Linked DNA regions of Homo sapiens: region 2 is linked to region 1. The links are chromatin contacts, found by Hi-C in ENCODE. All regions are on one chromosome and are shown on one strand. Each heading gives the region's core, a stretch centred on a gene start or an enhancer-like site at or near the end of the contact. The rest is flanking DNA. Distances are from core to core; before and after follow the strand shown.

Region 1 (3,081 bases), core at 313-2,812:
CAGATAGATGTCTAAAAGAACTGAAGTGTTGAAAGGTTCAAATTCTGTCAATTTTCTCTGAACTTCTCCCCAGGCACCTGAGTCTTAAAAAATTGATATTGTTACTCGTATCATTGGGGGGGAAATGAATAAAACTGCCATAAAAGTGCATAGTGTTTCCTCGTCAAAGAACAAGCTGAATGGCCAAGAGAAAAAAAAACAAAACATAAACTTACTTTTCATAGACCAGCTCCTCATCGATGGAGAAATAGTGGGTATTTACTGTGCTTTTTGGTCTATTCCTTAAAGTAGCAAAATATAACCGATCTGAAAGACAAGTTTAAAAGACAGAAAAAACATATGAGAAGTAGAGAAGTGGAAGTGAAGGTGGGTGGTAACATACGAAGGATCACAATTTAAAGACCCCATTAACACGTGGAATTCTTGCAGAAACCTCATCCCTCCCAGAAAGCTAGAGACTCAAGAGCACAACAGTTAGGCAAGAGGAGGACCTGACCGAGGAACTCAGCGGGGCTCAGAGCACCCACATTTCCCTTGTTTCAGGCCAGCAGAGTAGGCAGGAGCTGGGGGTACCCGCAGAACTGGAGGTGCAAGTTTGGTTCCCAAATCTCCAGACCTCAGCAGCTGCGAGAAGGGGAAGAAAGAGGTGAGCCTCCCGACGCAGCTTCGGAGATTTGAAAAAGAGGAAGGGAGAGAGACTTGGGGGGTGTGGTTGGGGGTGTCCCGAAAACCGAAGCCTGCGATGGTGGAGTAAAGGTGACCGGTGAGCATCCGGAGCAGGCTCCCCATGAGCTGCTGAGTGCCGGAGTACGGGCAGAAGCCGGTGCTGTCCCATTACGAGGCCGAGAGGCCATCCGAGGGAGCTGCAGAGGGAGCAAGGGACACAAGAAAGAGAAGCCGGAAGCAGGGGGTCCTCGGAGAAAGGAGAGTCCCTAGAGGGGACGAGAGCGCGCGCAGCGGCTGCAGGACACTGGCAGCCTCAGGAGAAGGTGGGGACAGTGGCGCGGGAAGTGAAGAGTTGGGGGCAAGAAAGCGTTGGAAGATGCGGGGCGGCTGCTCCTCACCTTTCATGAACTCACAAGCCCCGATTAGTTCCCCTGACTCCGCTGCCATCTTAAGCGAGATACGCACGGGGGAGGGCTGGGTCGTGGCCAGCTGAAGTCACTCGCCCCCGGGGGCTTCCCCACTGCCCAGGAGCCAGGAAGCTCACAGTCCCGAACAACAAGCCTGGCCGAGGGAGGCAGCAGGCGCCGAAGGCGGAGGCGGCTTCGGGGTCAGCGCGCCGGGCGCCCCGGGGACATTCCGAGGGGAACCCGAGCTCGCTCCGCGCGGGGCGCTCACGCCCCTGGCTGTGGCCGCTCCTATTTGGACTCGGCTGCTGCAGCTGCTGCTCCGCCGCCGCCGCGCCTGGGAAACGCAGACCAGCTCTCAGGGCAGGGCAAAGTCTTCCCCCGGCTTCCAAAGTGATCATGGAGGAGGAGACTTCTGGTCCCGATCGCGCCCGTGGCTACTCGAGCGGCAGCCGGGAGGACTTCAGTGCCCGCGGGCTGGCAGCAGCTGCTCCGGATCCTCCTTCGCCACCTCCTTTCAGCAGTTACTCTTCCTCCTCCTCCTCCCCCTGGGTCCGCCCCCAGACCTTCCTCCCCGCCCTCCCTCAGCCCCCTCCACTTTCACGACTCCGCGGCCATCCCTTAAAGGGACAGCCCCGCTCCTTTCTCCGCAGCAGCCCCAGTTACCAGGCGCCCCGCGGGTCACTAGGAGCCGGTTGCTAAGGCTTTGTTGCCGTCCACCAATTGCTGTTCAGGAAACGGGGCCCTCGGCCCAGGGGAGCGGGCGGGGCCTGTAGGCCAGAAACTTATGAATGAAACGGCGGGGTTGAGAGTGGACATCGCCAAAGGCGCTGTCGCGGCCTCGGAGGCTAGGATGTGCTGGCGCCCCCTTTCTTTTCTGCACCCTCTAAGTCTTGTCCCACTCCAGATTTCTTTTCTCTCTCTCTCTCATTCTCTTTCTTTCTCGCCCACTCACCCATGCTCTTCTAAACTCTTGTAGGGCGCGCGCGCGCGCACACACACACACACACACACACACACACACTCGTAAAAACCTCAGATCTCCGTGCCCTGCCTCGCCTCTAGCTAACATTTCAGCCACCCCCCACGCCCAACACTGAGGGGGTCTGCATCTTTATAAAAAATACAATTGAAAAAGAAGCACCAGCTCCTAGCTCACAGTACATGTATTGGTTTCCTCTACACATACCAGACTCTGATATAACTTGTACTTTGTTCTCACGGGACAAAAAGTTTCCCATCTGGTTCTCCACGCCCTCTCATCTGGGCCGCCAATGTGAGCGCAAAAGCATCACAGATGCCTAATCTTTACAGTGCTCCGGTCCCGGAGGGGCGGGGCGAGACCGCTGAGCCAGCCTGGGCGGGCGCGGAGGGAACAGGAGAGAGAGGAGAGTCCACTGGTCCAAGGAGGAAGGTTAACACAAAGGAATTTCTTTACATAGTCTCAGCTGAAGCGCTCCAGGCAGGAGTCCCGCTAAAAGAGGCCATTGACTTGTCTCTGCGAGGCTCTACGTACTGTTTGAACAACTTGAACGCTGGGCGTCCTAAGGCTGTACCTAATCAGAGTGCAGTCCCTTCCATACGAAAATGGCGCTACAGACCGACTATCCGAAGAGCATGCGCTCTGAGAGGTCTCTCCAGAAACAGCAAGAAACTTGTGGCGGCGTTTTCCTTCGCAGTCGCTTGTTGACCTCTAGGGAGAAAGGGGGCGCACCCGTGCAGAGCTGACTGAGGGAACCAGCCCTTCGAGGGCCAATTGCAGGTTTTGTTTGTGGTTTTTTTTTTTTTAATGTGTGTTTTGTTTTAGACAGGGTCTCGCTCTGTCACCCAGGCCGGAGTGCGGTGGCTCAATCTCTGCTCACTGCAATCTCCACCTCCCGAGTACAAGCGATTCTCGTGCCTCATTCTCCCAAATAGTTGGATCTACAGGCGTGCGCCACCACACCCGGCTAATTTTTGTATTTTTTGTAGAGACCGGGTTTTGCCATGTTGGCCAGGCTCGTCTCCAGTT
Region 2 (3,081 bases), core at 195-2,694, 370 kb before region 1:
TTAAACTAATTTTAAGCATCAAATTGCATAAGAATAAATGAATAGAAAATCCCTGAAGGATGGAATTCATAAATCAATCAGACACATAAGCAAGTAAACATGTAAGGATGTAATCAAATGGAAATATTTTTTAATAAAACAAAAAGAAACTTAGAAATGATCATTTTACAGCTAAGGAAACCAGAGCCCAGAGAGGTTGAGTCTTATACATGGTCACTGTGTTTGTGGCAGAGGTAGAAATAGAAGCCAAGATTTGGATTCCTGCTCTCTCTCATGTTGGCCTTAGCTGTCCCTAGCTTTCCTGATGTTGTATGTTCTTTAGCCAAGAATCTGTACATGAATATCCATTTTAAAACTTTTTTTAAAATATCATTTTTAAAAAGTGATTTTAAAGTAAAATTGAGAGAAAAACAAAGATTTTCTAAAGCACTCACAGTAGATCTCCACCTGGATTCCTTTTTCCAATTTCCTAGATTCACAAGTTGCTGTGCACAGGTAAGAGTGTTCGTTCCCAAAACTAACAGGATTCATTGTCAGCGTAGATGTGGTCCCCTCATTCGTCACCTTCCCATTCAGTGGACTATCTATCTGGGTTCTCCAAGAGAAAAATGGGGACTCACAGCCTGTGGTGCTGCAAGTCAATGAGACGGAGTCACCAATCTGAGCAAGATATCTAGATTCTGGGGTGGTCTCGATTTTAAAAGCTTGAGCTGCAAAAGCAAAAAAAGACAGAAGCAAATTTACCACTAGTTTGTCTAGTATTCTCCTCCTTCTTCTCTGTATAATGTCTAAAATATGATCAGACTGATCTCTTTCCTAAGCTGCTTCAAACTAACTGCAAGGTAGCCAAAAAGCACCGAAGTCACTGCCAAAAAAGTTTATGGAATCATCTTCAGTAGAGAGAATTCTCAGTTCCAACCTTGATGCCCATTTATCAAAGCTGTTTTGTTATTTGCTAAGTTTGACCTCATTGTCAAGTATAGGAAACTAAAGAGACAGACCGACTAGAGACAGAATCCAAATTACTCAATTGCCTTTGGAAAAAAAGATACCAAAAACATCAATTTTCAGCTCTAACTATGACAGTACAATGGTATATAGCAAAACTCAATTGCATATTAAAAGTTAGACTAAATTAACTTTTCCTACTGTTTAAAATCCTAGTGTCTTTACTTCACTACTATCGCAAAACTGACTGAAGCCAAAACCAGGGCTAAAATTGAATGCTAACATTTGAAACAGATGAAGGGAAATAACTTACAAGCTGCAAACATTATCCAAAGTATATTTGAGGCTCCAAGGATCACGACCATCTTCCCAGGCATTTTAAGTTGCTGTCGTGATGAGAAAATAGTGGTTCCAAAACCCTTATTTGTGTCCCACCTGTGTGTGCCTGGGAGGGTATTCAGCTCCTGAAGCCAGTGAGGCCCGATGCAGATACCGCGGAGTGAAATAGAAAGTCTGTGCTTTATAAAGGGTCTTGTTGCAGAGGCGGAGGGAAATCCCTTCAAGGGGAAACCCAGGGCAGAGCCAGGGAAAAAAGTTTAACAGACACCCAGCCAAGTTCCACTATTAACCCCTTCAGTTGCTCTCACTGCTGAAGCTCCTCTCTCTGTCCTGGCAAAAGAAGACACTTCCAAGACTATAAAATACAGGCTTTTCCTCATCTTCGACTCCAAAAGGCTATCTTTACTGGAAAGATAAAGGACAATGCTGATTGCAGAATGAAGCTTTCTGAATCCAATGTGGGTTAAGGGGGTGGGGAGAGAAAAAATGGAGACAGAGTAGTAAATTCTACTCTGGTTTTTGAACTGGATAAATAACGACTATGCCATGTGAATTGATTTTCTCCATCAAGGAAATATGTTTGCAATTCTAAAAGAGATTAATTTTTTTCTCTTACAAGAGAAAGGAAAAAGTTATTTCTTTTGATGAGTCATTTTTTAAAAAAGGGACACCATAACTTCTTAGTTTTATATTTATTCATAAAAATAGTTCTTTTAGCAACAAACATCAACTTTTTGAAACTATTTTCTTGAGTAGAAAGTAAAGGACTGTAACTGAAATTGCTGCCAAAACAAGGGAAACAATTTTTTTTTGTTTTAGAAAAGTTACCAATAATTTGGTTAAATTGCTGGATAATTGGAATTTTTTTGCATACTTAAATGCAAGTGTATGGAATCCATCTGAAGTGGCAAATCTCTTGGGCTGTGAGATTTAACCGCAAACCCAGTTAAAAAATTAAAAATAATAGGTTTTTATTATAGGCAAGGGGACAATAACCAACTCTATGTTCCTTTTCCCCCCAGTGAAGTGCCTTTTTAAAAAAATCCCAATTAACTAACTGGCTTAGCCTTGCACACACATAGCCCAAGGCCTTGCAAAATGCTTGCCCATCAAAAAGAAACCGGAATAGCCACTTCCTTTTATTAAACACGTGCAGGTCTATCTCCCCCATTGGATCATCAGTTCCTCTCATGGTCAGGACCAGTTCTTGTTCATTGTTGTATCTACTTCTACAATATCTAATGCATGATTTTCCACTTAGTGGATACAAAAAATGCAATAATAAACGTTATACATTTGGAGAAGAAAATTCTAAATACTAGCAATAATATGTAAATACGGCATGAAAAAACTGTTAAATTCTACAAGAAAATTCTAAAGCTCAGAGACTCAATGGGATGTGTACAATAAACTTGTACTATATAACATTTGTACTCTGTAACAAAGGCCATAGCTGAGGTCTGGAATCTATAACTGTCCCTACCTGGTTGGAGAGGCTTCTGGATCTCCTCTTGGATACTGATGTGGCTCCCACTAAAAGACAAGGAGGGAAAAATAAGTTGGAGATGCTGTTCTAGGGTGTGGGGATATATAGGTATGACTTCACCTACCAAATATCTAGGGATCAGAAAAATTGATTCAGGAAATACTAGCTTATAAACAAGTAACCCAGAGGTCCTTTACAGTGTTTGTGTCATCATCATGTAAATTCACTACTTAACTTCAGAATAGATCAAAAGGGTATTATGGAGTTTTAATATGTTCCTTTGAGGCTCAAAGACAATGGCCAATAGG

Evidence for each region. A loop is a pair of places that touch in the nucleus more often than their neighbours do. Pooled maps may share reads with other maps.
Region 2: a loop to region 1 is called in a map of ascending aorta, with 5 times the contacts of the local background. The contact joins the promoter of VCAM1 here to the promoter of CDC14A in region 1. A Hi-C loop is called at or near these places in 1 of 168 maps with a recorded cell type or tissue (ascending aorta) and 2 of 50 pooled maps.

What each region holds. Positions count from the first base shown.
Region 1 is chr1:100,350,987-100,354,067 of GRCh38, reverse strand. It overlaps CDC14A (cell division cycle 14A), which reads right to left and starts at 1,562. Exons shown (of 16, transcript NM_003672.4): 1 at 1,065-1,562; 2 at 216-306. The coding sequence starts at 1,113. RefSeq lists enhancers at 436-685, 726-1,035, 2,286-2,335, 2,376-2,805 and silencers at 1,616-1,665, 1,696-1,785.
Region 2 is chr1:100,718,105-100,721,185 of GRCh38, reverse strand. It overlaps VCAM1 (vascular cell adhesion molecule 1), which reads right to left and starts at 1,444. Exons shown (of 9, transcript NM_001078.4): 1 at 1,262-1,444; 2 at 435-710. The coding sequence starts at 1,325.